2 separate regions of the Mus musculus genome follow, and region 1 is linked to region 2. A link is a loop called in an ENCODE intact Hi-C map of the cell type or tissue named here. Cell type or tissue: gastrocnemius. All regions are shown on one strand.

Region 1 (2,500 bases), 170 kb after region 2:
GGAGATGTAAAGGAAACTGGCCTTAAAGCATCCCACGTAATTCATATCAGTTACCCAGTGGCTGCGACTTGCCAGCGGTCAACTCAGAGACCTGACTGTGACTCAGTCCCCTTCATGCAAGTCAGAAAATTCCCCTCCAGCAAAAACCCCAATGTCCCATCCCCTCGTGGATCCCTAGGTGACAGCAACGTACGGTCAGTGGCTTGTGGACTCTTGAGTACACCTGCAGGCTCCTCTGAAGCATAAAGAAATGGAAGAGGAGTTAGGATGGGTGTGGCTGGGTGGAGAATGGTTACATGAACAGGAGTCTGGATGGAGAGCTGGGGGACGGGCTCTGTGAATGTACAACAAAGGAAAGCACACACCCTGCCCCCCCCCAACTCCAACCAGGCAGCCCTCCGCACCTCTGTGACCTGAACCTCCATCCAATATACTCAAGAAACAACGCACAGGAGAAAACGTGCTTTTTCTTCATTATATACAGGTAGATTAGGAGGAATGGTGCAGAGAAAGAAACGTGAAAAGGGAAACGCTAAAGAGCCATTGTGGACAAGAGAATACCCTGGGCTCCAAACCCAAGCATGAAACTGACACTTGGGCCCAGCACACTGAGCCAAGGCCATTTAAGGCACAACATCTCCACCTAGTGGTTATTTCTAGTATTGCCACAGACAGCAACATATTATTTTCTCAACGTGAACCGCCTGGGTCTGGCTCCTACCACCAGCCACTTCAGGTGAAGATAAGAGACAAATGATAGCATATGCACAGGAGCATGTCCATGCACAGCCATTAAAATAAATGTAATAAGAATATTCTAACCGTTTTATATTCCCACAGATTCATGACAGTTGCTAGGAACTGCCAGAGGATATCCAACGAACAGTCACATGTAGCCGATAATGGCCTGTCATGCTCCAGTGTCACTCAAAATAAGTATGTGTACTCTCTTATAACTCTCAGGATGTGGCTTGGACATCTTGGATTTAATGTGTCCTAGGACAATTCTTCATCCATTGTGGCCCAGAGAACCCAGGTTGGACGGCTCTGGAAGGCTCACAGAAAGGAGTGTAAAGCACAAATATATGGTGGTCTAGAGGTAAAAGCAGGGATGGAGAACTGAAGCCAGAGACCTAAAGAGGGCAAGGTCCTGAGCTGGCCTTCTGATTTCTGCAGCCAGGTCTCGGCCCCCAAGGTTAGTGGCAAGAATCAGTGTGGCAGAGTGTGTATCTTGTGAAGATTTTCTTATCTACAGGAACTGAGCTGGGCCCTGGCATAGGAGAGTTCTCAGCCTGGAAGAGTGACATACACAGGCACAGCTGTGGTCCCCAGAGTCTACTTTAATCTCATCCCAAATGATGCTTTAGCGGGAGGAGCCTGTTATCTTGGACTAATGAAAGCAGAGTCAGAGATGGGACCCCTGTGTTCTTGCTAGAGACTGGCTTTTATCCTGGTAGCCAGTCAGTGATAGTTATCTACCAGTCCCACCGGCAAGCTAGCCACCTACTGGTGGTGGCTGGAACTGCACAGGCCTCCTTGTTCGTTTGTAGATTTAGGAGCCATAAGCAGATAGGACTGTGGGCATTGGCTCAGCCTTGCTGACGTCTTGGGCCAGTGCTTCCCAACTTGAGAACAGGTCACAGGTCTCCGATGTTGAGGTTCACCCCAGGTTCTCGCCCCTGTGTCTGCAGACAGCTCATAAAGTCAAGGGCGGGAGAGCAAAGAAGCCACCAACACAAAGCCGCTATTTAGTCCTGGTCGTCTTTCTGCCAAAACACAAGTGTTTCGCTGTGTTTTCCCTGAGCCTGGAGAGTTGGGTCCAAGGAAGCCCCAAGTCCCAAATGAACACGCCTAGCTTTTTACTGTGAGAGTGAAGCCCAGTTTCCTCACCTGGAAGAACTGGAAGGGACAGAACAGGCTGCCAGCCACAAGTCACAGCTCAGCAGGCGGTCCCTGGGGACACGCGTGTACCCTGGAGAAGCCAAGCCATTGCCTTCAGTCAGTCTTGCCAGCTCCCAAGGCTCGGCAGAGCCCCAAGCCCACGGCTTTGGCTGCCTGACACCCGCCTGGTCCAGGCAAGAGGGAAAAGGGGAGACTACTGGGAAATTCACTGTCATCCAAAATCCAAAGACAACTTTGGTTTTCCCAGTGCCGTTCTGGAGCACACTGTCCATAGGGGTGGCGGCGTCAAAGATGCCTGCAAGTATCACAGGTCCCGTGAGCTTACTGCCTTTCAAAAGAATAGCCACATCTAAGAGGGCATACTCCTTTAAAAATAATAATAATAATAATAACAACAAAGTCTTCCCTTCATACGTTGGTGCACAGGGTCCAAAGAGTACTTCAAACTTCAGGCTAGGCAAACTGCGGGCAGAAGTGCTTAAGAGGTTCGTGTTAGGTCTTGTCCTTACTGGGGACAAAAACAAGATCACAAAAACAAAACTCCAGGCTGAATCAAATCATCAGGGAGCTCAAGGCAGAAAGAAGCGGGTTTGATTGG
Region 2 (2,500 bases):
CAGGCCTATTGATGTTTATCAGCCCATGTTTATTATTCTTAACGCTGTTCAGGATGTTCCTCCCGGCTGGGGAGAGTAAAGCAAGCCAGTGGGAGAACGTGGGGCCGTGACCTTGAACCTTGGCTCTGCTGCCACCCAGGCTGTGTCAGAGCCCCCCACTGGCCCAGACGCCTCATCGGACAGATTAAAAAGTTAAGGCCAGAAAGGGGGAGGTGGTTTGCCCAAGGTTGTAAGTGAATTGGGTGTAGAGGGTTGGTTATACGTGGAACTGAGCCTGAATCAGTTAAATTCCTACCAGCACCTGATCATTGTGTACTTTCCCTTACAAGCCCCCGATACGTGCTTGGTACCTTGTCCTGCAGTTGTCAATGTTTGCTAGAGGAGTGAGTTCCGGAGGATGAAGAAGGAGTTGTCCAGGGGATGAAGGCTGAGATGCAGGCAGAAAGTTGGTAGGAAGGATGTCATGGGCAAGACAAAACAGAAGCAGTAAGAATCTGAACTGTAGTGAAAGTTTGGAGCTAGGAACCATCTGGAAAACAGCAAGAAGACAGGAAGAGACAGGAAATGTGTCTAAAACCCAAGAGTCTTGGTCTGGGGAAATGGTTTAGTCGGGGTGGGTAAGTGCTACTGCTGTAAACATGAGCCCCAAGTTTAGTCCCCAGAGGCTACATGATTTGCCAGGCTCTGGCTCTAAGGCAGAGACAAGAGGGTCCCTGTAGCGCCAGCCCAGCATGATGGCTGGACAGATCTTATGGATTAATGTCTTGAATCTGTAGGCTTGTCATGAGCAGAGGTCCTGTGACTCCGACTCAAGAGTCCTGTTCACCTTGTCACTGCTGCTGCTGACTGCATTCAAATAATTGTACTCTGCCTGACAGGCTGGGAGGAGCGGTTGGGACGCTGGTCTGACCTCTCAGTAGGCACTGTCCATCTCCAGGGTGTGGGCTCAGGAGTTTTGCTCTGTTTTCTGTTACTCTTGCAGAACGCATGAGAATGGATCATTTATAGAGGACAGAATCTCCTTCTGTCTGGAGGCAAGATAGTCCAAGTTTGAGGTGCAGGCATCCAGTGACGTTGTGTTCCAGGCTCAGTCCTTCCTGTACCAGGCACTGGGGGTGTATGATGTGGGGACATTGACAACTCTCCATCTGGCAGAAGAACAGTTCCACAGTAATATGTGTAATGACACTACCCCAGGACTTGACCCCCATCCTGAGTCTTAATGCTGTTTCAATGAGAATAAAGTGGCAACCTGAACACTCAACCTACAGCATGGTCTGAGGCAAAGGTGTGTTGAGAACCTCTTGATGAAGACTGTTCAAGGGAGTGAAGTCCATATGGGGCCTATGGAAAATAGGACTAAGGCCTCCACCCCAAGACCCAAGAGCCAGCCTGAACATTCTCTGCCCTATTTACTGGAGATCCACAGGGGTGAGGAGTTCCACTCCCCAAGTCCACGTGGTGGCGCTCCACCCCAGTTCATAGGGCCCCTCCTCTGCCCCCCATCTGTTCTCAGCCATCACCATCCTGAGCCTTCCTAGGGTGTGGACCACTTCCTGAAAGTCTTCCTCAAGGGGATCCCATTTGGTTCTGAGAATTTGGGTGGCAAAGCTTGTAGGTCCAGCACAATGCAGTGACTTCCGCTCCAAGTCAGGCTCAAGTTAATTCTAAACCCTGAGATTCTGCAACCTAGAGCTAGCTGTCCTCCCTGGACTTGGGGTCGTTTGCTCCCTGCCAAGAACAAGGCAGAGCATCACCCACAAAGAGAGGTGACAAATCTGTCGGGCAATGGGAAGAGGCGCCATGGGGAGGGGGGAGGGGGGCAGCATCAGCTGAATGAGAAAAAGTCTGTGGGACACTGACAAGAGAGACAAGGGTAAAGTAACAGCCAGAGAGGGAGGGATCACTAGTGAGTGCTGGACTAGGCCCTAGGAATCTAAAATCCTGGGTCTACCTTGTCCCCCAGCCCTGAGGATTGTGGATTTAGGGCCTTGTCTCTGAAGATCTCAGCTTTGTGAAGACGTTGACTCAAAGAGGTCTCAGGAGGCTTTGCAAATCTGTCTCAATGCTGAGTTCCTGTGATTACAGAGTATAAGAAAACCCAGCAGGAACGTGCACTTATGGCTCCCATACCCCCAAACCAGGACCTTAGGAACTCATGTCACCCGGTGCTCCTACCCTCACCTGGGGCCTGAAATGCTCAGGGTGGTGGGGCATAGAAAAAGCACTCCAAAGAGACAAGGCGGTGAAGATTACACATCATCCCATTCATGGAGTGTCTCTTAGTCATCCATATTTAAGGCCCTTGGCTTTGGAGGCCAAAAAGGAGGCCACGAAAGTAGGGCAGAGTTCAGAGCAGAGAAGCGGTCTCAGCACACATCCCTGCGTGTGCCAAGGGCTGTCACCAAGGCAAGACTGATTCATGGCTCCATTCATTCCTCTGGCCATTCACCCCTCACTTCTTCAACTCTTCCCATCCCTTCAATAGGTCAGCATCTGG

What was found. Hi-C counts contacts between places; a loop is a spot of excess contacts. Peaks named below come from ENCODE experiments on the same cell type or tissue, not always from the same donor. Only the 100,000 strongest peaks of a DNase experiment are listed, where the experiment ranks them.
Region 1: a loop joins it to region 2, with 3 times the contacts of the local background. A loop is called at or near these places in 6 of 42 quality-filtered maps.

Annotation. Positions count from the first base shown.
Region 1 is chr6:84,094,212-84,096,711 of GRCm38, reverse strand. All of the region lies in intron 17 of Dysf (dysferlin), which reads right to left. Among named protein-coding and RNA genes, the nearest start is that of Dysf, 76 kb to the right of the region's middle. In gastrocnemius, CTCF peaks have their summits at 646 (motif pointing left) and 1,511; DNase peaks (open chromatin) are centred at 631, 1,514 and 1,968.
Region 2 is chr6:84,268,184-84,270,683 of GRCm38, reverse strand. No RefSeq gene overlaps it. Among named protein-coding and RNA genes, the nearest start is that of Gm10445, 150 kb to the left of the region's middle. In gastrocnemius, a CTCF peak has its summit at 1,459 (motif pointing right); no DNase peak of the experiment used is centred here; H3K27ac peaks cover 1,446 bases.